7 separate regions of the Homo sapiens genome follow, and regions 1, 2, 4, 5, 6 and 7 are each linked to region 3. The links are chromatin contacts, found by Hi-C or POLR2A ChIA-PET in ENCODE. All regions are on one chromosome and are shown on one strand. Each heading gives the region's core, a stretch centred on a gene start or an enhancer-like site at or near the end of the contact. The rest is flanking DNA. Distances are from core to core; before and after follow the strand shown. Region 1 holds the start of CYSLTR2 (cysteinyl leukotriene receptor 2). Region 2 overlaps WDFY2 (WD repeat and FYVE domain containing 2). Region 3 holds the start of KPNA3 (karyopherin subunit alpha 3). Region 4 holds the start of WDFY2 (WD repeat and FYVE domain containing 2). Region 5 holds the start of RB1 (RB transcriptional corepressor 1). Region 6 holds the start of SUCLA2-AS1 (SUCLA2 antisense RNA 1). Region 7 holds the start of MED4 (mediator complex subunit 4).

Region 1 (3,931 bases), core at 388-2,887, 1.1 Mb after region 3:
ATTCCTAGCCTGTAGCAGGCTGAGTGCAACAGCAAATGCTTCAGTGTGGTTTAGGCGCTGTGGCTCTGTTTTCAGTCCCTGATGGGAGAAACCAGAACGCAGCCCTGGCATAAACTCTATCCACTTTCCTCCTGAGGATATGAGGTCCAGAGAAGGTAAATGCCATGTCTATGTGGCTCCTGAAAGCCAGAGTGAGCCACCTTCTGCCTCCAAATCCAATCCCATCGATCTTCGCTGTGCCCACAGTGTGTTAGTGAACTGGCCAGCTATTAAATGCCCACCTTGTGTTTAATCTTGAAGAGTTTTAAAAGGAAGCCTGGCTGCCTTGGTAGATTCTAGCAGATATGGGCGTGATTCAGATACATTTAGAACACACTTGAGCCTCAACTTCTCTAACTTTTAACCACCGAAGCACTGGAAACAAATCCATCTCTTTAAAACATTAGTAAATCGAAACACAAGTAGATTCTTATCTCAAGAGTTTATGTGGCTGAGTAGATGATAGAAATTTCTAGAAGTCTTATGTTTCCCACAAATTATTTTATAATTTGCATTATTTATGTAGTGTTGAAAGGGAGATTTGGTTGGCTTGCCTTAAATTATACCTCCCTTTCTCCTAATACATATTACTCTCAGGTATATTTCAGAGACAGAAAAATATTTTGAATGACCTAGGTCATCTGTTTTTATGCTGACCACCCATTAGAACCACCTGAGAAGTTTCTGGAAAACAAGATAAAATACTGCAGATGACTCACTGATCTCCAAAAGTTAAGCTTCAGTTATTCTAGGGGTAATTTTCTAATCTCCTCAGAGTCGGGTGATTCTGGCCAGATGTGCAGCCAGGGTTGAGAAACACTGATTAGGGTCCCAGTGGGGTAAGGAACAGATTATATGCTCATGATCTCACATACTCTTTCATTCTCATTGTGCCTCTGAGCAAAACCATTGAAATATATGTGCTCAGATTTAACTTCTTCTACCCCTAAAACAAGACACTGAATGGAAAAAATATATCTTATATAATAGAAGGACCCAAACTATGAAAAAGAGGATAACAGCCAAAAATGGAGGAAGTATAGTAAAGTTCCTCAATGCAATAATATGCAGCAGCTTTAATTTATGATTACAAAGAATTCACAGCAACATGGAAAAACCATAGACTGATATGGAGGAAATGAATACAAACTTGTCCATAGTGTAGGGACGCAACTATGAAAACTAAAGTTATATGTGCATACACACACACACACACACACTCACACACACACACACACACACACACACACACACACACACACACACACACACACAAAGGGACGATCCCCAAAATATCAATAGAGGCTATTTTGGTGGAGAATTTGGCTTCTTTCAACATTTTTATACTTCCACAGTATTTTTTAAACTACCATGTACATGATAGGAAAATAACATTTATAGTAGAACAAAACAAATTTACTTTTAAAAAATTACTCCTCTGACTATTATGTGATCATCAAGTCATGATGCTCAACACTGAATTAACAAAACAAAGATTAAAATGCCCACCTGAAGGTCTCTGTCTTTCAGCTGCCCTGGCTTCTGCTGCCTCTATCTCTCCTGCCTTTCTCCTCCGAGTAATTCAGGTTGCTCATTTCAAAGAAAAGTGAAAGAGCAAATTATATTTATGAACAGTGCCAACCAATAGCAAGCAAGTCAGGAAGTGTAGCAGGTCATCTGTGCTTTTTAGAAGCCATTGTAGATGTTAGTGCAAGCTCCCTTCTCAAGAAGGGTGAAAATTTCCAGTTAGGGGCTATGTCTAAAAAGAAGAAACCTAAAATTGCCCTGCCCCTCTAATGACTGGTTTTTTGTCATTATCTTTCTCAAGAGATCAAGCGGATATGATGGGTTAGAGTCAGGAATTTTAAGTGGCTTTTAGTTCTCCTAAATGGTTTCTGTTTCCATGGCAACAGAAATAGCAACATTGCCTTACACACATAGCACTTTAGACTTTTTTAAAGCACTTCCCTCACTCACTTGCATTTTCAGCTCACTTGCACTCAGGCAGAGACCTTATCCAGTCTGCTGAAAATGTTCTGTCAGAGGTCACCAAAAACCTCCTTGTTGCTTACATAAAAAATCCTTTCTCAGTCCTCACCTTCCTTCCCCTCTTGTTTGCATAGTTGACCATTGCCACTTTCCTGAAACTTTTCCCTTTTTTCTCTGACTTTCCTGGTTCTTTTTCTACCCCTCAGATTGCTCTTCTTTGCCTCTCTTTCTGATGCCTCTTCTTCCACCCCTTTTCTACGTGTGAGCTTTCCCCAGAGGTCTGTGTTCTGACTTCTTCCCTCCTTCTCTTGCTTTTACCTATCTGATCCACAATCATGGCCAAATTTAATGTGGCCCAGGTGGAGCTTTTCTCTTCCTCTCTTAGTCCTGCATCCCCCCATCTACCCTGTCTAAGCAAATGGCACCACAATAATTTAGCCAGTTCATCCATCCATAAACCTAGAAGTCACTTTTAACTTCCCTCTTTCTTCCACCACCCACTTCTGAGCCAACAAGTTCCATTTGTTCTGCCCATAAAATATGTTCCAAATCGAACCATTACTCATCTCTCCATCACTGTTCAAATCCTCGTTTCCTGCATAGAAAGCTGCAGTAACATTAAGCAAGAAAAATAAGTAAAAGGGATCCAAATTGGAAATAAATAAGTAAAATTTTGTCTGTTTGCAAATGATAAAATCTTATATGTAGAAAAACCTGAAGATACCATGCACACACACACACACAAAACCCCAATAGAACTAATAAGCAAGCAAATTGAGCAAAGTTGCAGGACAGGAAATCAATACACAAAAATCAGTTGCATTTATATACACTAACAATAAACAATCCAAAAATGGAAACTAAGGAAACTATTCCATTTATAATAGCATCAAAATGAATAAAATACTTTGGATATATACTCAGTAGTAAGGTTACTGAATCTTGTTGAGATCTCTGCACTCTCATGTTTACTGTAGCACTATTCACAATAGCCAAAATATGGATCACCCGAAATGTTCATCAACAGAAAGATGGATGAAAAATGTGGTATATATTCACAATTGAATACTATTTACTGATTTAAAAAGAACAAAATTTGTCATTTGTGGCAACATGGATGAGCTTGGGAGACATTATGTTAAGTGAACTAAGCCAGGCATAGAAAGATAAATACTGCATGTTCTCACTCACATGTGGAAGCTAAAAAATTTGATCCTATAGAAGTGGAGAGTAGAATAGTGGTTACTAGGGGCTGGGAAGAGTACTTTCTAGGGGTGAGGGTGAGTGGTTTTCTGTGCAGCTTCTTCATGCAGCTGTGGAGAAGGGGCTGGGACCAAGGTTGCTCCTCTGAAGACAAGGTTCTTCCTGGGTCTGGGATTCTATTTCTAGTATTTTATTTATCCCAATTAGAACTCACAGTACACAAATGTTATATTACCATTCTCATCTTTAGGGGGCAAAAAGCTTGAAACAACATTTCATTCTACAAGCAGTCACTATAGATATTCATTCTTCTCCAATAAAAGCCCAATTGGCCAGGCGCAGTGACCTCACGCCTGTAATCCCAGCACTTTGGGAGGCCAAAGTGGGCAGATCACGAGGTCGGGAGTTGGAGACCAGCCTAGCCAATATGGTGAAACCCTGTCTCTACTAAAAATACAAAAATTAGCCAGGCATGGTGGCACGCGCCAGTAGTCCCAGCTACTTGGGAGGCTGAGGCAGGAAAATCATTTGAACCCGGAAGGTGGAGGTTGCAGTGAGCCAAAAAGCCCAATTAATTGACTAATGTTCATCTCATTAAAATGAATAAAGTGGGCTGGATGGAGTGGCTCACCCCTATAACCCTAGCACTTTGGGAGGCTGAGGCAGGAAGATCTCGAGTCCAGAACAGACTGAAAGCAGT
Region 2 (3,815 bases), core at 173-2,672, 1.8 Mb before region 3:
TCTAGATGTTTACGGTTAAAAGAACTGGTAATGTTTACTAAACAGACCCAGACTTGGGAGTGTCCTAATATCCCAATATCTTGAGAACAAAAGCATTCCTAATTTTGCTTTAAATAATATCAATTCTTGCAAAATACAGTAATTAAGACAATTAATCCTTTATCACAAACCCTTGTAGCAGAGCACATCTCCCCATTATCTTTTTTATCCTATATGTACAAGCACTGTACCTAGGGTGGACGCATTCCTCCTTTTACTTTCAGGAATGCCCTACTCTGTCTATGGAGTGGTTATTCTTTCACCACTTTACTTTCTTAATAAACTTGCTTTTGCTTTGCACTGTGGACTCACCCTGAATTCTTTCTTGCAAGAGATCCAAGAACCCTCTCTTGGGGTCTGGATCGGGACCTCTTTCCTGTAACACTCAGTTCTCTAACATGGTAGCTGACAAACATTTGGATTTCATAGGTCAAAAAAACAATAACAAAAACAACTAAAAGGGTAGTGAGTGAAACAGAGGGTTGCCAACTTTTCATTTGCCAAAAAAAAAAAATTATTTCAAACAAAAACAAAATCTACAATTTGCTAGCACTTTCATTTTACAAAAAGTTAAGAAAAACATGATCTTATCATTTTAAAACACAAAGAAATTTAATTCTAGAAATAAAATGCTCATTGCATTGCCCCATCCCCTTTTTTAAAAATTTCACTGCACACTGGTAAAACCTTTTGCATGAACTTGCTCAATGAAATCCCTGCCCTAACTCATCATACCTCTATGTCCCTGCACATGCTGGCCTCCTGCTTAGGCAACTGTTCCTCCTCCATCCCCAGTTTTCACCTGCAAAACTAACACACCTTATAGTGCCAGGCAGTCCTTTTCAAATTTTAATGTGCATAAGAATAACCTAGGGATCTTGTTAAAATGCAGATTCTAGTCACAAATATTTTGTCTGGTGTTTCTTCTAGAAGTTTTATAATTTGAGGTTTTACATTTAAGTCTATGATCTGCTTTGTATTCATTTTTGCATGTGGTATGAGGTATGGATCGAAGATCATTTTTTCACATGTGTGTACCCAATTGTTCCAGCACCATTTGTTGAAAAGCCTGTTCTTTCTCCACGGAGTTGCCGTTGCCCTTTGGTCAAAAATAAAGTGACCATATAAACGTGGGTCCCTTTCTGGACTCTATCCTGTTCCACTGACCTATTTGTCTAGGCCAAGTGATCTCACTCACATGTATCTAGATGGATCATGATCCAAAGACAAAGAGCATTCTGTCAGATGACAGAGGACCTGGAATATCCCAGACCTCTTGAACGTTTGCCTTGTTTTCTTTCCCCTGCTGTACTGTATCCTGTCTTTATTAAAGCCTTAGGTAAATATACTTTGTGGAGTCTCATGAGTACTTTCCATACCTGACCCCGGGTAATTGCTGTGGTATTTTGCTTTCCGTCATTAAAAAGACCTTTCTTATCACGAAGCCCAAGGACTGGCTGTTCTCCATCATGCCTCAATGGGTCAAGGTTAATTCCCTCTTTGCCTCTCTGCTAGAACTGGCACTTCCCAGGTTAACTGAGGGCTGATCATAGCCTATAGGCCTGTTTTGATAATAACCAGTTAACCATGACCAAGGTAACTAAGATCATTGTAAAATGAGGAATTTTTTAGTCTGAAGCGTGTTTACAAATCAGAGTGTGTGTGCCAGTGTGTGAACTGCAAATATGCATGTATAAATGTGTGTTACAGAGGTAGCTGAAGCTAACAGACTCATTGACCTGAAAATGAACAAAACTCAGCAAAAACCAAAATCTTTCAAGAAATATCACCAATTACCTAATGGACGATTGTTGGGGTTCCTGATATATGTAAGGGAAGACAAAATTGTGCACCCAGCATGTTGAAAAAAAAGATGATGAAACTTCCGGTGGGCATTCCTTCCATTAAGAGAGTCAAGCCAGGTTAAAGTGTATGTAGGTGCTTCCATATCTGAGAAGGGAATTACACTTTGGTACTGCCCAGATATAGGGACACCAGAAGAGAAATGGGGAATGAGGGTATGGTTACAGTAAAGCTGCCAGTTTTCCTTCCATTAGTTGAAAAAATTAAATAATAGTAGCAGAAGGACTAATAACATATTGAGCATTCATTATTTTCAGACACATTGTGTTTTATTTGCTTTGTATCATTTAATCCTTACAAAAGTACTACGAGTAAGAGAGATCCTGTTTTCACTTCCCCTTTAGAAGTGAGAAACTGTAGTGTGGAGACCCTCACCTGTCTGTAGTTCCCAAGCCATGGGGAAGAAGAACCAGGAGTTCCTCCCGGGAGTTTGACTCGAAAGCCTAAGCCTTACCATGAGACTATTTCTGAAGCTGTCTGAATGCTCAGAGAGAGGAAGAAATCAGACATGGAGGACAAAAGGTGAAATGCAGGAAGTTTGGTGAAAAGTTTTCACTATTTAGAAAACAGAAGACAGGAAGCCGAAAAAAATGGCTTATAGGCATTTAGAGCACCTTGCACAGTGCATTAGCTAGATCTGGATTTGATCACGTCTAATTTATGCCTCAAGGTACAGAGACAAAATACATGCTGTTCTGTGAAATTCTCTCAATTACGCAAAGCTGCTGTTCTTCACAGCCTGGCATGAAAAATGATGATCACGTCATAATTTCTCTCTCAACTCTTGCCATTTAAAAGGTTTAGGACTTCCTGCCGGGGGTGCAGTAGCTCACGCTGTAATCCCAGGACTTTGGGAGGCCGAGATGGGCAGATCACTGAAGGTCGGGAGCTCAAGACCAGCCTCGCCAACATGGTGAAACCCTGTCTCTACTAAAAATACAAAAAAAAAATTAGCCAGGCGTGGTGGCAGGCACCTGTAATCCCAGCTACTCGGGAGGCTGAGGCAGGAGAATTGCTTGAACCTGGGAGGCAGAGGTTGCAGTGAGCCAAGGTGGTGCCACTGCACTCCAGCCTGGGCAACAGAGAGAGACTCCATCTCAAAAAAATAAAACTAAAAAATTAAAAAATAAGTAAATAAATGTTTAGGGCTTCCTTATGGGGGGACTCTGCATTCTTCCCTTCCCTCTACTCCAACTCTGACCTATGGATAAATCCACTTAACCCAACCATGATGCACCCTATTGTTTTGATCAATAAACAAATGTCTTCACAAAAAAGTCCTCCTTGCTCTACTATAGTTCTTTCCTGGTACTGAATATATGGGGAAAAAAAAAACAAAACAAAAAAAACAGCCTTTTCCAATCTTATAGACATGCACCACCACACCTGGCTAATTTTTGCATTTTTTAGTAGAGACGGGGTTTTGCCATGTTGGTCAGGCTGGTCTCAAACTCCTGACCTCAGGTGATCCACCTACCCTGGCCTCCCAAGGTGCTGGGATTACAGGCGTGAGCCATTGCACCTGGCTGCCTTTTCCAATCTTAGTGCTAACAAGTATTATAAATTTACAAAAGCTTAATTGACTCTTACCTGGATTCATGATATATTTTTAAATCTTTGTGTATTAAAAGGCTAAAGTACTACTTTTCCTTAGGTTTGGTAAATATATATTGAGTATTTATCATGAATCAGGTCTAGTACTAGGAATACAAAGAGGGTAAAAATGGGTTCCTGGCCCTCACAGAACTCACAGAGTAAGATTTTCATCCACTACTTCTGAAAAAAAAAAAACACTTCTAGGGCTTTGCAAGACTACACTATCAGTTCTTGGTTGTTAAAGCCCTGTAATAATTCAAATAACTCTCATAAAGCCAAGCTCAGTTTTAATGACCTGAGAATTATTTAATCTTTAC
Region 3 (4,004 bases), core at 1,224-3,723:
GTGACTACAGGCATGCACCACCATGCCTGCCTAATTTTTGTATTTTTGTAGAGAAAGGGTTTCACTATGTGGGCCATGGTTGGCCAGACTGGTCTCAAACTCCTGACCTCAGGTGATCCTCCCACCTCAGCCTCCCAAAGTGCTGGGATTACAGGCATGAGCCACTGTGCCCTGCCTAATGTATTCCTTCTAAATTCATAGCTGGTGTGTGTGTGTGTGTTTCCCTTCAAATGAGTGGTTAGACTAAGATCAGGTGTTGCAAACTGAGGACCTGATATTCTGAAGTGACTGAAATGCTTAAGTCCATTAACAAAATGTGAATTAACATTTAAAAATAAAGAGAAAAAGAATCTACCTTTTTGGTTTTCCTTGAAAAGTGGAATCTTCTGGCAACACTGGGCCACAGTCCAGTATGACCAGAGGATCTGAAGCCTGTGTTTATCAATAGGCCACACCCCACCACTCACAAGACGAATGCCCCTGGACATAGCTTGGCCACCAAAGGCTTCTGAATTCCTGACTTCTGGGCCTCAGGTTCTTTAAGGCCCTTTCGCTTTTTTTTTTTTTTTTTTTTCTGTATCTCCTCATATATTTATTCTTTTTCTGTGATCAGTGTCCTTTGCATGTTTTTGTTGGGTTGTTTGAATTTTTTATTTTTATTTTTTGGGGATGGAGTCTCACTCTGTCGCCTAGGCTGGAGTGCAGTGACACGATCTCAGCTCACTGCAACCTCCGCCTCCCAGGTTCAAGCAATTCTCCTGCCTCAGGCTCCCAAGTAGCTGAGATTACAGGTATGCGCCATATGCCCGTCTAATTTTTGTATTTTTTTTAGTAGAGGTGGGGTTTCACCATGTTGGCCAGGCTGGTCTCGACCTCCTGACCTTGTGATCCACCCACCTCGACCTCCCAAAGTGCTGGGATTACAGGCATGAGCCACCGCGCCCAGCCAAGGCCCTTTCGCTTTAAAGATTGTCCTTTTTGATCTCTTCATGGTATAGTCCTACCAACTTTTGACCTCAGTTCAATTATAAGTACTACAACATTACATACCTGCTCATGTCTACCATAGATTCTGAAAATTAACATACAAGCAAATGAAGCCCACCTGCTCCAGAAAGTAGCTTTTTGTTTTTGTTGTTGTTGTTTTTGTTGTTTTGTTTGAGACAGAGTCTCCCTCTGTCGCCAGGCTGGAGTGCAGTGGCGCCATCTCGGCTCGCTGCAACCTCCGCCTACCGGGTTCAAGCGATTCTCCTGCCTCAGCCTCCAGGCATGCGCCACCACGCCCAGCTAATTTTTGTATATTTAGTAAAGAAGGGGTTTCACCATGCGGGCCATGGTTGGCCAGACTGGTCTCGGTCTCTTGACCTTGTGATCTGCCCTCCTCGGCCTCCCAAAGTGCTGGGATTACAGGCGTGAGCCACCACACCCGGCCGAAAGCAGCTCTTTATCAGTGTAATCCATCCAAATTTCCCTCTTTCATTCTTTCGATGCCCCCAGAGGGAGTGGGAGTGCTACACAGGAGAGTCTGCGGACCAGGGCTGGGCTGCTGCCTGAAGGCTAAGATTCTGTGTGGTGGTAGAACAAGAAGTGTTGGGGGGCATGTAAATACAGGGACTGCCAGAGTGAAGGTTGCAGAACCGGGCTTGGAAGGATGATGAAGAAACTGGGCGACACTAAAGCGCCAGTTCAACAAGTATTGCGTATCTACGACGTGGTAGGCATTGTTTTGACACTAGAGATTCAGCAGTAATTCAACCAAAGTACCTGCTCTCATTGAGCTGAATTTCCGCGCGGGCACCTAGGTAACGCATATAAACACTCGTATCACATACATACACATGTACATGTCAGGTAGAAATGCTATTTATAAAACTGAAGCAGAGCATGGGAAGAGCGAATGAAGGTGGCTATTTGAGAAGACCCCCAAAAAAGCGAGACTGCAAAGCACTCGCGGTTGTTCCTTTTCTGATCTTCTAGCTACAGGCAGCGAGGTGCGCTCCCAGGAAGGCCCGCCCTCTTCCTCCTGATAGGGCGCAAGGTGCCAGGGACGCTCCCCCGCTCTTCCCCGCCCAGAGGCGGCCTTGTGGGGGCGGAGCTTTGTGCCCAGCAACATGAGCGCGGCGCGCAAAGAGCCGCGCGCGGAAGGGTCCCGGCATTCTCCTCGTTCTCACTAGGCGTGGAGAATTACTCCAGGCGGATCGTGGCATGATGGGAACTGTAGTTGACGACCGCCGCCCCGCGCCTGAGGGGCAGTAAAAGTCGCCAGGTCCGGCTCCATTTCTGGCACAAAACTTGCAGCACCGAGGGGTTGTGGAGAGCCCTTGCAGGGGAAGAGGGCAGGGTCATCCCGAGAACCAACGGGCACGTATAGCCCGGCGAACGCCCAAGCCGGTCACCGCCCCCGGTCACGTGTCGCCAGCCTCCGCGGCCGCGCGCCGCTCTCAGCACCGTTCCCGCCCCACCCGGCCCGGCAGTCGGCCCGCGCCTCCCCCGGCGCTACTGCCACCTCGCGCTCGGAGGCGTCACAGAACGTGCTCTTCTCTCCCCTCCCCCCTCCCGCTCTCCCCCTCCTCCCCCTCCCGCTCCAAGATTCGCCGCCGCCGCCGCCGCAGCCGCAGGAGTAGCCGCCGCCGGAGCCGCGCGCAGCCATGGCCGAGAACCCCAGCTTGGAGAACCACCGCATCAAGAGCTTCAAGAACAAGGGCCGCGATGTGGAAGTGAGTGTGCTTCCGCGGTCTGGGCCCGCCTGGCCGCGCCGGCCCGGCGACGCGGGGAGGGGCGGGGGGCCGGCGCCGGGCTGGTTCTCGTCGGCTTGTGGTCGGCCGGAGTTGGCCGCCGCCTCCCGTCACCGCGGCCCCGGGCTGGGCGGAGCGGGCGGCGAGACGCCGGCCGGGCTGCAGTCACCCCCCGGAGCTGCCGGCGCGGCGACCGGGAAATGCCGGCGTTTTCGGCCCCGTCACGCGGGCGCGGCCTGGTGTCGGCGAGGAGGGGATGTGGAGCTGAGGCGGGGTCCGCGGGCCAGGGCCGCCCGGATGAACGGGGATGCTGCCGCCCGGGCCCTCCGACCGCACAGCCGAGGGGGCGGCCGCTGCTTGCGCCCGCCACCGGTGCAACCTTCCGTCCGGTGCAGCCCCCTCTGCGCCTCCCGCGCGGCTCACATGGAGCCTCGGCTCTGCCGGTCCGGGCTCCTACCTTCTGCGAGCCGGGCCCAGGCGGGCGGTGGCGGCCCGCAGAGGGGGGTGGGGACCAGCCGGGTAACTGACTTGTTTGAGGGTGATCGATGGGGGAGGGTAGGATGCGCCAGGACCATTTTCTTATATTCCAGTGCTCGTCTTTGGACTAGTCGTGCCGAGCTGTTGCAGCTCATACTCCTGCAACTGCTGGCATTTGGAGCGAGCTGAAGGTGGACAATAGTTTGCCATCTATTGTGTTCAGGCTTCGGAAAAGAGGTTGCTCCGACCTCCGCTCATAGGACTTGTTTTCTTAGCCTTTCTTGGAGTGGGGTGTGCATAGGGTGATAATTTCTTTGACACGTTTTACTAAAATAAATTGGATACACAGGTTCATAATTCTCTTACATACCTCTTGCTCCAAGCTAGTAGAATTTCCAAGTGGTTGCAAAACTAAACATTCATCGCGGTCACTCAGTTAGTTGCTACTCAGCATGTTGCCATTGTCTCATTAAGGTGACATTAGCAGGTACTATTTGCAAACTCGGCTTATTGAGGCAGCGCTAGAGGTCTCTCTGCAGCTACTGAAAACAGTAAGTATAATGCACAAACTTCACTGGGACCGTGACCTTTGGATTTGTTAGGGGGAAAATGGTTTTAAGGCCGCAGCCTTCTTTGCTAATACTAGGCGACATGATTTGCAGTTTTGTAATTTTTGATAAGCTAGTGTGATTAAGAGGTGTGTTTTATCCTGTCTTAAGGAAGGTTGTGGGGTAAATATACCATTCAGTGTTCTATTTTGTAGAGAAACAGACAAACTCAGGCCGTTTTTCA
Region 4 (4,025 bases), core at 410-2,909, 1.8 Mb before region 3:
GTCCTACATCCATGTACTCCATTTCAGCCATGAATTTCTTCTGTTCATTGCAGAATGCTTGCCACTGGTGTATGTTTACAATGTTTTCCATTGGATCTGCACAGGAAATTAATCAGGCGCCATTTGTATTGAGCATGATGTAGACAAGAACATGTCATTAATATACTCATCCTAGTTATACTGAAGAACCTAAGACATGAACAAACCTATCGAGCTCAATTGTTGAGGCCACACACTATGCTAAGTGCGGAAATGACTATAAAGACAGCAATGAGCACTTTGTTGCTCAGCCTCTCAATTTTGAGTCACCAAGAAAGGATACTTTACCTCTGCATGATTTGAACTTATATTAAGAAAACCTACTTACTGTAAAATCCCCGTGTTATGTACCTCTACAGTGTTCTTTTGTAAGAATGCTTATATAGATTTTACCAAAGAAACAATTTCAGATAAATTATCATAATACTATCTTCAAGCAACATTACTCTAGAAATTAGCTTCATCAGCTTTATTCCTGCATATTCAAGGAAATTCAGTTAAAGCGAAAACGCAAAACAGAGAGAGTATTTGAAGGCAGAACAACTAGTTCCACTTCTGCATATTAAGCAAAATTAAGCAAAAATAAAGGAAACAGGCAAAGGGAAGGAACTCAAGAGCTATTTGCAGCAGTGATCCGTTACAAGTTCTACGCGCTTCTCCTCGAGCTCCAAGAGATAAGGAGGGGAAAGGAAAGAAGGCACCACGCAGAAGCCTAAACTTACTCTTGGTACAACTTAGAATATTCACTGAATTCAGCCTAAGATGTCTGGGTTATCTGGATTCAGTAGGAATGTCTGGGAAGAAGGAGTGGCATTTGCTTTCTCCGTTTGAAACCCTGGGAGCTGTACGAGAGTACCCCAAACCCCTTGGTTATCTTGCAGAGGCGGCTCAGGGCATCGTTCCCCAAGCACACACCTGCAAAGCCGGGCGGCTCCTCCCCTCTTTCCCTCCTGTCCTCAGGGATGGACCAAAGTCCCTCCAGCGCACCGTTAGCCCGAGGGCCACCCGGCTCCCGCAGGCACTACCCAGCCCGGGGTGAAGCCGGAGCGCTCGCCGCCGTCCCGGCTCCGCTTCCCGGAGCCACACAGCGGAGGCGGCGCGCAGCTGAACACCGGCACCACCAGGATGCGCATTACAATAAAACTTGGGGGAGCAAGTCTACACTCGCGCCGACGTGAAGGCACAGCCCCTGACGCGGGCTCGAGGGCCGTCGGCCCGTCCCGCCCCTCCTCGCGGCCGAATGGCAGTAGTCCATACCTGTCCTCGGAGACGCTGATGACGCCCTCCTCTTTGGGCACGATCACGGCCATATTCACCACCTCCTGGGACCCCTCCATCCGCTGCAGCAGGATCGGCTTGCGGGTCAGAGGCTTGGGCTGGATCTCCGCCGCCATCGGAGGAGGGGGCGCGCCTGGGGCGCCGCCGCCAACCGCGCCGCGGGGCCGGGCTGAGGAGACTGCTGGAGCACGGACACAGGTTGAGACAGAGACTCTGGCTGGCCGGAGCGGAACGCCGGAAACCGGCGAGCATAGCCTGGCCGCCTCTCTCGGGAACGACTCCGCGCTCCCTGCTTCAGGCACCAAAACCGCCACGACCTGGGATGCAAGCCGGCGCCACTACAAGAGGAGGGGGCGGAGCGCCGGGGGGCGGAGCCTGTGTGGGCGGGGCCTGCCGCAGGGGGTAGCCGCTGGTGGGCGCGAGGGCGGCTCCACTTCCGGGAGGGTGGTGAAGGAGGAGGGGAAACCTGGAGCAGGAGGCGGGGATCTGGTATCCCAATGCGCGTGCGTCAGTCCCGCAAGCCCATTTTCACCCCTCCCCTCCGCGACTCCCCGGGCGCTGCAGCACCACTAGGACGCATGCGCTTTCCGTTCCTCGCGGTCTTCTCTCTGCCTTACACACCCAAGGGTTAGGCTCCTCCCTCTTTAACCTCCCGTGAACGCGCGTATACACACCCCTGGGGACGCGCTTGCCAGACGCCACGCCCCTTCGAAATTCCCTGAAAAGAGGGCGGAGGTGGGGCGGGGAAAGGAGCGCCTCAGCAAGACCGGAAAGAGAAGAGGCCTGCAGGAAGGAAAGCCGCCCAACTCGTTGGGACGTGACTTGGCATGCGCGCGGGCTACCTGGCCTAGCGGTCTTAACAATGAAGCGCGGCGGGAGGCCGCTTACTGCTCCCAACATGCACCAGGCCCAGGCTGCCGGAGGGAACCCAGTGGCCTCCTGGGAGTCGTAGTTTCTTGGAGCCTCCGCCCCCTTGTCCTGGAATGACCTATCGCCCACTTTCTGCGCTATGGGCCTGAGGAGCTCAGCGGCCTCCAGGGCCATTGGCCAAGTCAGGACCCAGACTTGCCTCTATGGGAACTGAGGGGCAGCCCCCAGCTGAGTAGGACGTCACCACTCCTAGGGTCAGACTGATGCTCGGAATAGTGGCACGGAAGGGACATGAAAAGGAGAGAATCTTTCATACAGACATCTTCAAGGGAGCTCAGAGAACATATGGGGTGTCTATCCCCTCGTTTTCTTAGATGGCTAAATTACACAGCCAAGGTTACTTTAGTGCAAAGTTAGGGCTAAACAACCCCTCCTTCCCTCCAGACTTGAACCCAGGCCCCTAGTGCTGGCTTCTTTCCATTTCCCCAGCAATCCAGCCTTTTTAGCTTGCTCCAGACACAACGGACAGAGTTACTGTAGTTACTGACTGAATGTTAGGTGCCTACCAGAAGGCCTGGCATGTGGGGTTGATCGTGAAGACTAAGCTCTGCTTTTTTATCTTGCCCAAATTCCTATCTAAGGGGTCTGGGGAGTCATGGCCTACAAAAACCATAAATTCTCATCAGATGGGTTTTGACCATGTAGGTCATGACTTACTTTCCAGTCTGACTCTGGCGTAACAAGGAAGAAAATCAAAATGTTTTACCCCAAATTATATTTCCTTGCCATGCCTTAAAATTGCCCTGCAAAGTCTCTTGTGGGAAAAATCCACATTCTATATCCCCTTTCCCCTTTGTTTTCCTTCCTTCCTTCCTACACCCAGGAGATAACCAACTAAGAGCCAGGCACCGTTTTAGGTCTGGTAAGGAACATTTTACAACCTGCTGTCTCTAAAGGCTGCTATCTAAAAGATTCCTCTGCACAATAAAACCTGGTCTCCACAATCCTTTACCTTAACCTGAACATTCCTTTCCGTTGATCCCAGGTCTTCAGATAAACTCAACCAATTGTCAACCAAAAAACGTTTAAATTTACCTATAGCCTTGAAGCCCCCGCTTTAAGTGGTCCCACTTTTCTGAACCAAACCAATGTATTTCTTAAATGTATTTGATTGATGTCTCATGCCTTCTTAAGATATATAAAACTCAGCTGTACCCCGACCACCTTGGGCACATGTTCTCAGGACCTCCTAAGGGCTATGTCACGGGCCACGGTCACTCATATTTGGCTCAGAATAAATCTCTTAAAATATTTTACAAAGTTTAATTCTTTTCATCAATAGTCGTTATGTGATAACCTCCACTGAACAATCCCAGAATTAAGTTAGCCGAAGAGTAGTAATGGTCTAGGTGGTGTGATTGAGTTGCAGGGCTCTGAAAGTGAGAGAAATAATGCCAAAGCTGGGAAAAGAAAGGGACAGGCCTTGTGGAAATGTATTTCTAAGGTAGGTGTTTGGTAGCCAAGGATCTCACAGATCACTAGAGACATAAGAGAACAGGTGCAAAGAACTTGTCTCAAAGCACGCAAGGCAACTCTTTACCACCTCCCATTTTGCAGAAATTCTGTAAGCACCTTGAAATAGGATTGAGGTATTTTCCAGCTGTAGGACCTACTGCAGGCATTTCACTTCTCTGAGTCTCAGGTTCCACATCTATTTAAATAGGGCATAACACCTACATCAGGTGGTTCTGGTGGCAATTACAGTTATGACCCAGATAACTTCCCCCATCCCCTTAAAGTTACAAAGGAGGTAGCACTGGCTGCTCCCACCCCAGGCT
Region 5 (3,655 bases), core at 930-3,429, 1.5 Mb after region 3:
ACAGTTTCCCTTCCAGCTACATTACTTAGGCCAGAGATAAGGCAACAGAAATAAGATCTAAACTCTCAAATCAGGAATGGAATCTGTCACTGGAGGTGCAGTTGGACTGAGCCTTGATTCCATCTCCAGGCAAGATGCTCAGTATCAGACTGCACGGCAGCGGTTCTACCCTTGCTGGTTAATTTATAGAGTTCAACTGTCTATGTTAATGAAACCCTTTGTGGGTATGGATAATCAAGAACAGACTGTATCTTGTATGGTTTTGACTTATAAGAGAATTTTTTATAGTTCCATTACTTAAAATATATAAAATGAGTTAAAAAATGAAAGAAACAGTCCTCTTTTTTCCAAGCAGTGGCCACAACGTCAATATTCCTGGTTACCCTACATTAGAGTATGCTTCCAAAGCTGTGTGCATAACATGGAATTCTTTAGAGTAGCCATTACTGCATTTTCCCAAGGGAAATTTGCAAGAATTGGATACATCAGAATTTAATCAGAAACTAAAGCCATGTCTTTTCCCAGAACATGCCCCAGACGTGGTTTTTAATTTTTTGTTGTTGTTATTTTGGTTTTTTAACGAATATGGTTTTTAACTGACCTATAAGACAGTCCATTTAAATATATAAATTTTTAATAGCCTTCCAGGGGCCATTTCCTAAATCCCACTTCAATCTTTTCTGCCGTGAATTGTTAGTGTATACCGAGTGGAAAGAAATGGGTGAGGGTGAAAGGATTTGGTGATAGACAAGAATGGGAGAGAAAATAGTGAAAAACAGAAACAAGTCCCATTCCCTCTGCAATGAACTTGTCTCAAAGTAGAACCAGTGCTGACAATAATGACAATTACACTCTTTCAATCATAGCTATTTAACCATAAAGTAGAAAAATCAAGAAAAGTAAGATGTTGTAATACAATAAATACTTCCCTTCAAGATCTAGTGCATTCGTATGGACTTGCTTAAATTTAGATTCCACTTAATAAGGGAAAACGAAAATTTCCATTTGCGCACAGAACCACTAATTTTGTGCCAAAAACAAAGGCAAAAAGAGGGGACACCAAGATCCTTGCTGGTTCAAAGTCAAAAGGCAAAATGGAAGAAATAATGAGACAAGCCGAAGCCGACTAACACGCAAGAAGAGTTCATCAAACAGGAAAAAAAAAAGTTTAGAAACTTTCAAGCACTTCTGGTAAATGTCTCATGAAAGTTTTGCCCATGTTTCAGTTCCTCTAAAGAGTTACGCTCCATCAATCACTACAGATGGCTTTGAGTCCCCAAGGCCTCGATGCATTATTGTTCTAAGGAAACGCCGCAAAGCTCCTGAGCCGAGTATCCTGTGGGCAATGGACACTCAGGACCCTGCGCTTCTTGTCCAAGGCTTTCTGGTCGGCCTCTCCCACAAATGGACTTCAGATGCAGTGCACGCCCGGAAGAAAATACTTCCCAACTGTTGCATCGCGTGAACCAAAACAGAAAGTCAGACGACCACCGGAGTACTCCAATTCTCCGGTGAAAAACTCTCCCACAGACACCATTTTTGTATTTTTATTTTTCATTTTTTGCGTCTGATGGACGCTCGCAACGACCCTCTGCCTCCGAGCCTCACAAGAGGGAACTGCACCTGTCACTTCGCTCAGGACCCTAGCCCCACCCGCCCGACACCTGTCAAGTTGAAGCCGAGACCCCTCGCCCAAGAACCCAGAATCCTGTCACCATTCTGCAGACGCTCCGCCGTGGCGGGGGGCAGGGAGGGCGCCTCCTCCCGCCGGGACCCGGCCCCTGGCGAGGACGGATCCCCGCCGAGCCGCCTTGGCGCCCGCCCTACGCACACCCGGGGCGCCCTTCCCGCGTGAGGCGACGGCGGCTCTGCTCGCTCACCTGACGAGAGGCAGGTCCTCCGGGCCGCTGTCCTGCTCTGGGTCCTCCTCAGGAGGGGGCGGCGGCGGCGGTGCCGGGGGTTCCGCGGCGGCAGCGGCGGCGGTGGCGGCCGTTTTTCGGGGGGTTTTGGGCGGCATGACGCCTTTCCGCGGCGGGAGCCAGCGAGCTGTGGAGGAGCGCCGGGGAGGACGACGCGCGCGCACGTCGGGGCACGCCCCGTCCTCTCCCGACTCCCGTTACAAAAATAATTTCAACGTCCCCTGAGAAAAACCGGACGCGCCCTCCCCCGCCCGGCAACTGAGCGCCGCGTCCAACCGCGGGAAAACGTCACTTCCGCCCGCGGCGTCACGTCCGCGAGGCTCCCGGGCCCGCCGGCGTCTGTGGGGAACTGGGGCGCTGGTCGGTGCGCGGGCTGGGACGCTAAGTCATGAGGAATTAAACTGGGAAACCTGGCGTGGGTCCAGGCGCCTTCCAGGAGGCATCCGGCGCGGCCCGGACGTGCTTCTACCCAGAACCACCCCCTCCAGGCCGGGGTGCACTTAACGGGGCTATACAAAGAGTCTGGTGGGTGACTGTGGGCCTCATCCCTATCCCGGGGTCTGATAGGGAAGACTCTCGGGCCCCGCAGGGAATATCTGGCTAGTGCACCCTCGGCGGGAGCGCCACTCTCCCTCCTTGGGCGGCGCCCCCCACCTCTCATCCCGCCCAATCCGTTTTGCAAAGTCGGCCAAAACAAAAACAAACTTGGAGCGCTGATAGGTGCGGAACTTTACCAGTCACTTAGAAGATAGAAAATGTTAGACACTTGCTGGCCTTTTGGGATCACTGGTTAGGGAAAGGAAGGGAGGGAGCTGTGGGGAATGAACGGATAGTAGTGTAATAAAGGATTGTAGTGGTGTAAGAACGGGAAGCACCGTGGAAACGTCTGAGGAAGATTTTCAGGGGAGCAGTAGCTGCTGAATAGAAGTCTGTCAGGCAGGCCTGACATTTACTATGTACCAGGAACTGTGCTGGCCACCTTACATAATTGTCTTATTTAATCCCCAGAAACAGCCTTTTTTTTCTTTTTCTTTCTTTCTTTTCTTTTTTTTTTTTTTTTTTTACTTTAAGTTCCGGGATACAAGTGCAGAACGTGTAGGTTTGTTACATAGGCATACGTATGCCATGGAGGTTTGCTGCACCTATCAACCCGTCATCTAGGTTTTAAGCCTTGCATGCATTAGCTAAGAAACAACGCTTTCCAATGGGTAGTATTAGCTAGTCTACGTTGCAGATGAGGAAACAGGCTCAGAGGAGTTAATTTGTCCAATACCAGGGCCGATGGGTAGCAGAGAATTTGAACTCAATTCTATTTGATTCCACTTGTCCATTATATTATGTTTGATGAAGAAAACAGTGACAGAGAAGGAGCATGTGCAAAGGCACAAAGACATCAGAAAAGAGCTTGCTGGGACTACCACCATCAAACATTGGCTTAAAGCTGTTATCACTTCTGTGTCTCGGTATTTGTACCAATAGATTATCTAGTTTGAATACATTTTTTTTTCTCTTTGGCAGACACTGTTATTGCCCATCTGAACTCGTCAACTGAGAAGGAAAGAGATGGTTTATGCTGTGAATAAAATACAGTTGTGCTGTGATGTAAATCCCCTCATCCTGGAGCAGCTGAGCAAGGTCTAAGGCAGGAAGAACCTTCAAGCAGGTCATGGCTGTAAGCCTCCTGAGTTTATCCCAGCAAGTTGTATAAGGGATTATCTTTTTATCTGCATATTATG
Region 6 (4,010 bases), core at 1,216-3,715, 1.8 Mb after region 3:
TTTTTTTGTTTTTTTTTTTTTTGAGATGGAGTTTCACTCCTGTTGCCCAGGCTGGAGTGCAATGGCACGATCTCGGCTCACTGCAACCTCTGCCTCCCTGGTTCAAATGATTCTCCTGCCTCAGCCTCCTGAATAGCTGGAATTACAGGCACATGCCACCACACCCAGCTAATTGTGTATTTTTAGTAGAGACGGGGTTTCTCTGTGTTGGTCAGGCTAGTCTCAAACTTCTGACCTCAGATGATCTGTCTGCCTCGGCCTCGCAAAGTGCTGGGATTACAGGCGTGAGCTACCATGCCTGGCCTGTTTTTTTTTTTTTTTTGTAATGGGGGTCTCATTATGTCACTCAGGCTGGAGTGCAGGGGCACGATCACGGTTCACTGCAGCCTGGACCTCCTGGGCTCAAGTGATTTCCCCCCCATCTCAGTCTCTGGAGTAGCTGGGACCACAGGTGTACACCACCATGACTGGCTAATTTTAAAATTATTTATAGAAATGAAGTCTTGCTATGTGGCCCAACCAGTTTGGTCTCAAACTCCTGGGTTCAAGCAATCCTCCCACCTCGGCCTCCCAAAGTGTTTGGATTACAGGCATGAACCATTGTGCCCAGCTACTTTTTTTGTTTTGATCGAAATTATCATGTGATTTTTCTAACTTAATATAGTGCATTACACATATTTTCAAATATTAAAACAAACTTACATCTCTGGAATATATCCCACTTGGTCATATTGTACAATTCTTTTTATATATTTCTGAATTATATTTGCTAATATTTTGCTATGGATTTTTCCATCAATATTCATGAGAAGTGTTGGTATTTTTTTCTTTTTGTACGGTCTTTTGCTGGCTTTGGTAGTGGGGTGATTCTAACTTCATACAGTACATTGGCAACTGTTCCTTCCTCTTCTATCTTCTGGAAGAGGCTGTATGGAATTGGTGTTAATTCTTGTGTAAACATTTTATAGAATTCATCAGTGAAAGCTTTTGGGCCTGGAGATCTCAGGTTTTTTTTTTTTTTAGTTTAAAAATTACAATTACAATTTTCTCTAGTTAGAGGACTATTTAAATTACCTTTTCATATTAGGTTATTTGTAGTAATTTGTGCCTTCTGAAGAATTCGCTCATCTTGTCAAAGTTGTCAAATTTATGTTATGTGGTGTTATTTATGGCATTCCTTTTTGGTGTCTGAAGGTTCTGTAATTATATTCCCTGGTATGTTCCTCACATTGGTAATTTGTGTCTTCTCTTTTTCTTTTTTCTTTGCAGTCTTGCTGGAGGTTTGTTAAATTTATTTATCTTTTCAAAAACCAGATCCTTGGCTGGGTGTGGTTGCCCACACCTGTCATCCCAGCACTTTGGGAGACTGAGGCAGGAGGATCGCTTGAACCCACGAGTTGGAGACCAGCCTGGGCAACATAGAGAGATTCTGTCCCTAAAAAAATAAAATAAAAAAATCAACCAAGCCTGGTGACACACATCTGTGGTCCCAAACTACTCCAGAGGCTGAGGTGGGAGGATCCCTTGAGCATGGGAGGTTGAGGCTGCAGTGAGCTGTGATCGCGTCACTGCACTCCAGCCTGGGTGACAGACCAAGACCCTGTCAATCAGTCAATCAATCAATCAATAGCTTCCCTGGAGACTCCAGCCTGCCACCAGCTTTGGTAACTAGTGGCCGACTGTCAGGCCTCTGAGCCCAAGCCTGCACGTGTACATCCAGATGGCCTGAAGCAAGTGAAGAATCACAAAAGAAGGGAAATTGGCCGGTTCCTGCCTTAACTGATGACATTCCACCATTGTGATTTGTTCCTGCCCCACCTTAACTGAGTGATTAACCTTGTGAAATTCCTTCTCCTGGCTCAGAACCTCCCCCACTGAGCACCTTGTGACCCCCGCCCCTGCCCGTAAGAGAAAAACCCCCTTTGTAATTTTCCGCTACCCATCCAAATCCTATAAAACAGCCCCACCCCTATCTCCCTTTGCTGACTCTCTTTTCGGACTCAGCCCGCCTGCACCCAGTTAAAATAAACAGCCTTATTGCTCACACCCTGTTTGGCGGTGTCTTCACACGGATGCGCGTGACACCGATCTCTTTGAGCATCAGAAGCGCATGACACCGACCATCTTCTCTTTGAGCATCACAAGCGCGTTACACCGACCATCTTCTCTTTGAGCATCACAAATGGTTTTATTCATTGCTGTAGGCCAAGGGCTCAAGGCTGTTTAGCACGAAGTAGACACTGGGTAATCATTTCTTGAATGAAACACATTTTACAGATGAGGCAACTGAGGCTGAGAGAAGTTAAGATCACCCAAGTGGCGGCGCTGGTCACCTTTACATTGCAATTCACTAGGAAGTGTTCAGGTTGCTCTGACCGCAGGGCAGATATTGGGGCTGCGGTGCCCAGTTCCAAAGGTCAAAGCTTGCTCCGCGCCCGCCAGGGAGCTGGTCTAGCGGCTGCAGTGTTAACCCGAGGCCCCGCCCCCAACGGGTGGCGCGAGGCGGGGCGTAGGTGAGCGCTGCAGAGAGGCTGCGCCTTGGGCCGCCTGTCGCCTGTGCGCCTGCGCGCGGCGCCGAGGGGACGGGGTCCGACTCAGAAATGGCGGCCTCCATGTTCTACGGCAGGCTAGTGGCCGTGGCCACCCTTCGGAACCACCGGCCTCGGACGGCCCAGCGGGCTGCTGCTCAGGTAATGCCTTCCAGTCCGCTGTCGTCTCGAGGGTCGGCAGGAGAAAGGGTGAGGTGTGAGGGGTCCCGTGGCCCGGCTCGGGGTCACTTCGCCGGCAGTGACATTTTCTGGGTGCCCTGCAAGGCCCTCGGGCGACTTGCCTGGGAGTGCTGCTCGCCAGGACTACGAGCGAGCCCATGTTTGCGCGGCTCTGACCCAGCCCTTAGTCCGCGAGGATCCCCGGCGGCCCGGCCGTGGCTGCTCCTGCAGTTTCTAAGAGATGGGCGGGAGCAGGTGGGCTCTGAGTGGAGGTGAGGGGGTCAGGACATTTTCTGCTGCCATTCCGGCGTCTGGCACGGTGGGCTGAGACTTGCGCCGCCCCTTTTTGGGCAGGGGGGAATGCCCTTCAAAAGTACTTTTGTGTTTCTTGGGAGCTGTCATAGGTGGGAATGTCAGAGGACCAGCGGTGCTTACTGACTTGCCTTTTGTGGGGCAAGGTAGGGAAGTTTCCCCTCTCCTCCAAGTAGTTGTATACTGTTCTACTTGTTAATAGCAGTAATAAGATTATGTTTTCTACCTAACCAGTTGGAGAGGTAAGAAAATAATCTTTTGTATAGCCTTATTTCTGGATAGGCTATAGCATAATAGTTACTGGCCTTGTTTTGAATATTTGATGTGTGCCAGGTAATGTGCTAAGCGCTTTACGTGTAGTTTCTCAGGTTTTTCAGCAACTGTGAGGAAGTCATTCAACACCTGCATCATTGTTGAACATATTATGGTTAAGAGAACAAGTAATTTGGACTAGGTCATATAGGAGGTAAGATCAAAGCTGAGATTTAATCCCAGAGGTGTCTGGTTCTAAAGCCGTGTACTTGAGTTGGCTCCACAACTTCGAAAACAAACATCTTCCTTCCAACTTTGACAACAAAAAACTGTGGAAGGGCATTATTGGTGTCCTAAGTCAATTCCAGAGTTTTGGGTTTTTTTCTGAAGTAACTCTTCATACATGTCATAGTATGAATTGATTTAGGGCCCTCCCGCCCCTACCTTTTTTTTTTTTTTTCATTTTTATTGAAGTTGTTCATACTTTCAGCCTAGGGGTAGTGAGTTCTGTGAGTTTGCTTCCCGATAGAAGTGACTTTTTGACCTTGAACTTCCTTCTTATGAATCTTAGAAGAGTGCTATTTAGTTTTTAGAAAATGGGGAATTTAGTGACAAATACGTTTTCATTCTAGTCAAAATCTTTATCTTTTTGGAAGTTCATTTAAAAGCCTTCATTTCTCCTTATGGAAATTTCCAATATTATTTTCTTTATAACAGTTGCTGTCTTCTACCCTGGTA
Region 7 (3,867 bases), core at 254-2,753, 1.7 Mb after region 3:
TCATATAGTTTTGTCTATGGGAAAAAGATATGTTTGGCACTATTACTTTTCATCGTAAGTGAGTAAATCAGCATTCTAGATTACGCAGCAGTTGCTATGAGTGAATTTATTTAACATGAATTTCTAAAAGACTTGTCAACTCTGGGTGCCCAGGAGTCAGGTTTAGCACCTCCAAAAAGACAGAGTAGAGGATGAGACCCTGAAATGAAAGGACTACAGGTACTACTACCTCATGGGAGTGAGGCAGTCCCAGACCATCTTTTATAATAGCAATATGGAATCCTCATTCCCAATAGGCTTGTAACTTTGCTTTTTTCTGGTAGAGAGTGATCCCTACTACATTGTTATCCCTAGGAAAAGTAGGCTAAGACGTATTTTTGCCTTTGACAACCAGTTCTGGTTTGGAATGTGTGGTACATCAATGACTTAAACTATGTTAATTAACTACTACTTATGTACTGTATTGGTTCCTTCAGTTCAATAATTAACCTGAGTAATGAGCAAAACATTTTGTTGGAAGATGTATGGCTATAAAGATGGATTATAGCAATGTGGAAGTAACCTAACTGTCCATCGTCAGATGAATGGATGAACAAAAGGTGCCATATGCATACAATGGAATATTAGTCTTAAAAAGGAAAGATATTCCAGCACATGCTACATCATGGATGAACCTGGAGGACATAATGCTGAGTGACATAAGCCAGACACAAAAAGACAAATACTGTATGATTCTGCTTATATGAGGTACCTAGAGTAGCCAAACTTACAGCAATGGAAAGTAGAATGGTGGTTGCCAGGGCCTGGAGAAGGGAGGGATAAGGAGTTAGCATTTAGTGAGTACAGAGTTTGTTTTACAAGATAAAAGGTTTTGGAGATGGATAGTTGCTCAACAGTATGAATGTATTTAATGCCACTGAACTATCCACTTAAAAATGGTTAAGGTGGGCCGGGTGCGGTGGCTCACGCCTGTAATTCCACCACTTTGGGAGGCTGAGGCAGGCGGATCACGAGGTCAGGAGATTGAGACCATCCTGGCTAACAAGGTGAAACCCCGTCTCTACTAAAAATACAAAAAATTAGCCGGGCGTGGTGGCGGTCGCCTGTAGTCCCAGCTACTCGGGAGGCTGAGGCAGGAAAAATGGCGTGAACCCAGGAGGCGGAACTTGCAGTGAGCCAAGACATCCGCGGCGATGCACTCCAGTCTGGGCAACAGAGCGAGACTCGTCTCAAAAAAAAAAAAAGAAAGAAAGAAAGAAAAAAAACCATTAGGCCCAGGAGAATCAGACTGCGTTGCCCCCACTGTTCTCAGTTCAGCTGTCGCTCCCAGGGTTTGGACCAGAAAGCCCTCGCCGGCCCAACAGATGGCGCCGGTGTCCGCAGTGCGCCTCCAGGCCCAAAGGGGGCGCTCTCGCCAGGCCTCTTTTTCCTCTCCTGGGTGACTCTTCCGCCTTCCGAGCCCGCCTTCTCGCCACGCACCTGCGTCAGCTCGCTCTGCGCGTGCGCCGGTGGCGGGACTCTGGGGAAAATGGCTGCGTCTTCGAGTGGTGAGAAGGAGAAGGAGCGGCTGGGAGGCGGTTTGGGAGTGGCGGGTGGTAACAGCACACGAGAGCGGCTGCTGTCTGCGCTTGAGGACTTGGAGGTCCTGTCTAGGTAATGCGGCGAGCCTGAGAGCCGGGCTGGAGCTGGGCCGGGGGACTGACCCCGGAGCCGGCCGGCCCTGCGTTTGTGCTCGTTCTCGGGGTTCGGCGGGGAGGGCCAGCTCGGGAGTTTCGGGTGCATGAGGGTCATGGACGTGGGGTCCGCAGCCCTCTGGCACTCTGGGCGGCGGTTTTTCCCGTTAGAGGGAATTTTAGTAATGATAAGAACTCGCGCGGTCTGAGCCTCTTCGTCCGCGGCCAGCCACTTAACATTTATGGAACGCTCCTTGGGGGCTCAGCATTGGGGAGACGGTAGTGAAGGGTAGACTGGATGCCAGCTGTCGAGAGAGAGACAGATGTGTAAACTGGCTTGGGGCCTGTTTTTATTAGAGGGCTGCGCTGCGGGGTACTGGAGCACAGGGACTAGGCACCTTTTTTGGTTGTAGTCAGGGCAGGCCCTCTGAAGAAAGTGCTGCTTGGGAAGCATGAGCTCGCCAAACTCACTAGGCAGCACAGATAGATGGAACAGCAAGTGCAAAAAGCCTGGCTTGGTGGAGTTGCAAGTTGTTTAGGATGGTTGTGTGTCAGAGATAGGAGATGAAATTAGATGTCGTTCTTCATATTCTGTCACCTTTCATGATAAGTCTTTCAAGTTGAAGCCTTCCTTGACTCCCTCCCATTGACTTGGATGGTAAATTATCTTGGTTCTACCTCCTAAAGTGTCGCTCCAATTTGCCCTCTCGTTCCAACCCCGCTGTTCATAACTCCTTCTTAAATGTAGCCTCCCAAACAGTTTTAATTGCCTCATGCTTCTGCACTTTATCCTTTTATATTGGCCGATACCAGTTTTAAAAGGCATCTTATATCACTTTTCTGCAGAAAAATTATATAAAAGCTACCTCATTGGTAGGTTTGCGTTGTCCAGTGAGGTAAAGTTCAAATTCTTTAGTCAGACTTCCACATCTTCAGTGCCATTCCCAGTCTACTCCCGATTTGGTGAATGATTCATATATCCTTCAGAATCCAGCTCAAATGTCACTTTTTCTATAGCCAACATTCTTTGACAGCTTTAGAATAAATCTTACCTGTTGTATTTTAAAATATACGTGATATAATCAGCACTTTATTTTTGGTGTAAATTTAGTCCTTGCCATCGTATTGCTACCAAGTTACCAGGTCAGCACAATATTTAATGATGGAAGAAAACCCGAAAACACCTAGACAGCAGAAATTAAATGGCTTATGTGTTTGATCCACTGTTTAAAATAAACTGTATTAGGGCCGGGTGTGGTGGCTCACGCCTATAATCCGAGCACTTTGGGAGGCCAAGGCGGGCGGATCATTGGAACTTCTTCACAGAATGAAGCTGCTCTGGTGGTGTGACTGGCTTCCAGAAAGGTCTCATGTGTTCACTCAGAGGTAGTTATGTGTACTGATTCTGTGATCTGTGAAGTTTGTCAGTCTCTGAATGTAATTTGTGTCTGGCTTGCATTTATGAAAATGAGAAGAAAAATCACGAATATACCTTACATATTTTTAGATTTAGCCTCTTTAAAAATAGTGGATTTATAACTTAGGATCTTTTTTTTTCTATTAACCTGATTATATAGCCTTTCGGGATATTTATTAGTTTATAAAATGTAATGCAAGGAGATAGTCTTAAAAAGTTGAAACACAGGTTGTAGGCTAAACGTTTTTTTTAACCCATTTGTAACTCAAAACTCATTGTTCCACAGAACCATGTTGATAGGAATCTTGAGTTTTCCACACCAGCCTGTTAATTCTGTTTACCTGAAAAGTGTATTACTGCTAATAATGTAGGCTCTAACCGCTATGGAAATTTTATTTCTATGGGGAATTGTGTCTGGATTCTAATGCAGTATGCTGGGAATGCACCTTCTTTTTAGCAGGACAGGGCTCTTGAGTGTGGGGGCTTCCTTTGGCCTCTTTTTCGCAGTTGGGGAGGACAGGGGTTTCTATTTTGTCCTGGACTGTTACAGAACATGACTAAGTCTTAGAGACTTCTACCTCCCCTCTACTCCGGCGCCTAAGGCAAGCCTTGTAAAGCCTTCTGTGGACTCACGCTCCCAGATTTGCAAGAACAGAGGAAGGCTTATCCCACATCTCCTACCATAGCCCCACTCTAGTCAGCACCACTCCTGCCCCACCTGAAACCAGCTTTTACTTAGACCAGAGGTTCTCAACCGTCTATGTCTCACTTGTGGCG

Evidence for each region. Hi-C counts contacts between places; a loop is a spot of excess contacts on that map. ChIA-PET counts read pairs that join two places held with the same protein, here RNA polymerase II (POLR2A). Pooled maps may share reads with other maps.
Region 1: a loop to region 3 is called in a pooled map, with 12 times the contacts of the local background. The contact joins the promoter of CYSLTR2 here to the promoter of KPNA3 in region 3. A Hi-C loop is called at or near these places in 5 of 50 pooled maps. POLR2A ChIA-PET finds 5 or more read pairs at or near these places in 2 of 52 experiments (CD4-positive, alpha-beta memory T cell and naive thymus-derived CD8-positive, alpha-beta T cell).
Region 2: a pooled map shows a loop between it and region 3 (2.6-fold over the local background). The contact joins the enhancer-like site here to the promoter of KPNA3 in region 3. A Hi-C loop is called at or near these places in 1 of 50 pooled maps. POLR2A ChIA-PET finds 5 or more read pairs at or near these places in 3 of 52 experiments (BJ, T-cell and naive thymus-derived CD8-positive, alpha-beta T cell).
Region 4: a map of CD8-positive, alpha-beta T cell shows a loop between it and region 3 (19-fold over the local background). The contact joins the promoter of WDFY2 here to the promoter of KPNA3 in region 3. A Hi-C loop is called at or near these places in 5 of 168 maps with a recorded cell type or tissue (B cell, CD4-positive, alpha-beta T cell, CD4-positive, alpha-beta memory T cell and 2 more), 4 of 37 single-sample maps with no recorded cell type and 13 of 50 pooled maps. POLR2A ChIA-PET finds 5 or more read pairs at or near these places in 1 of 52 experiments (HepG2).
Region 5: a map of naive thymus-derived CD4-positive, alpha-beta T cell shows a loop between it and region 3 (16-fold over the local background). The contact joins the promoter of RB1 here to the promoter of KPNA3 in region 3. A Hi-C loop is called at or near these places in 2 of 168 maps with a recorded cell type or tissue (CD4-positive, alpha-beta memory T cell and naive thymus-derived CD4-positive, alpha-beta T cell) and 13 of 50 pooled maps.
Region 6: a loop to region 3 is called in a map of naive thymus-derived CD4-positive, alpha-beta T cell, with 27 times the contacts of the local background. The contact joins the promoter of SUCLA2-AS1 here to the promoter of KPNA3 in region 3. A Hi-C loop is called at or near these places in 1 of 168 maps with a recorded cell type or tissue (naive thymus-derived CD4-positive, alpha-beta T cell) and 6 of 50 pooled maps. POLR2A ChIA-PET finds 5 or more read pairs at or near these places in 1 of 52 experiments (naive thymus-derived CD4-positive, alpha-beta T cell).
Region 7: a loop to region 3 is called in a pooled map, with 14 times the contacts of the local background. The contact joins the promoter of MED4 here to the promoter of KPNA3 in region 3. A Hi-C loop is called at or near these places in 1 of 168 maps with a recorded cell type or tissue (CD8-positive, alpha-beta T cell) and 6 of 50 pooled maps. POLR2A ChIA-PET finds 5 or more read pairs at or near these places in 1 of 52 experiments (B cell).

Annotation. Positions count from the first base shown.
Region 1 is chr13:48,651,635-48,655,565 of GRCh38, reverse strand. It overlaps CYSLTR2 (cysteinyl leukotriene receptor 2), which reads right to left and starts at 1,637. Exons shown (of 5, transcript NM_001308476.3): 1 at 1,549-1,637.
Region 2 is chr13:51,634,143-51,637,957 of GRCh38, reverse strand. The region is part of intron 1 of WDFY2 (WD repeat and FYVE domain containing 2); the gene reads right to left. Among named protein-coding and RNA genes, the nearest start is that of WDFY2, 52 kb to the right of the region's middle. Within about 2 kb of position 1,422, at least 5 of the 41 ENCODE cell types and tissues checked have a DNase peak (open chromatin) inside an H3K27ac peak, as active enhancers do.
Region 3 is chr13:49,791,151-49,795,154 of GRCh38, reverse strand. KPNA3 (karyopherin subunit alpha 3) reads left to right here and starts at 2,473. Exons shown (of 17, transcript NM_002267.4): 1 at 2,473-2,717. The coding sequence starts at 2,649. RefSeq lists enhancers at 2,178-2,307, 2,111-2,772, 2,773-3,434, 3,439-3,958 and silencers at 2,378-2,627, 2,748-3,317.
Region 4 is chr13:51,582,096-51,586,120 of GRCh38, reverse strand. WDFY2 (WD repeat and FYVE domain containing 2) reads right to left here and starts at 1,659. Exons shown (of 12, transcript NM_052950.4): 1 at 1,297-1,659. The coding sequence starts at 1,433. RefSeq lists a silencer at 1,439-1,808 and enhancers at 1,949-2,228, 1,887-2,407.
Region 5 is chr13:48,302,275-48,305,929 of GRCh38, reverse strand. RB1 (RB transcriptional corepressor 1) reads right to left here and starts at 2,179. Exons shown (of 27, transcript NM_000321.3): 1 at 1,881-2,179. The coding sequence starts at 2,017. RB1-DT (RB1 divergent transcript) reads left to right here and starts at 2,228. Exons shown (of 3, transcript NR_046414.2): 1 at 2,228-2,639; 2 at 3,438-3,591. RefSeq lists enhancers at 1,168-1,237, 1,478-1,527, 1,602-2,325, 2,326-3,051 and a silencer at 1,738-2,027.
Region 6 is chr13:47,999,860-48,003,869 of GRCh38, reverse strand. It overlaps SUCLA2-AS1 (SUCLA2 antisense RNA 1), which reads right to left and starts at 2,465. Exons shown (of 2, transcript NR_189308.1): 1 at 2,048-2,465; 2 at 1,179-1,435. It overlaps SUCLA2 (succinate-CoA ligase ADP-forming subunit beta), which reads left to right and starts at 2,597. Exons shown (of 11, transcript NM_003850.3): 1 at 2,597-2,690. The coding sequence starts at 2,601. RefSeq lists enhancers at 1-385, 1,057-2,256, 2,633-2,822, 2,843-2,892, 2,913-2,962 and a silencer at 2,403-2,512.
Region 7 is chr13:48,092,740-48,096,606 of GRCh38, reverse strand. MED4 (mediator complex subunit 4) reads left to right here and starts at 1,503. Exons shown (of 7, transcript NM_014166.4): 1 at 1,503-1,653. The coding sequence starts at 1,529. RefSeq lists a silencer at 2,000-2,294.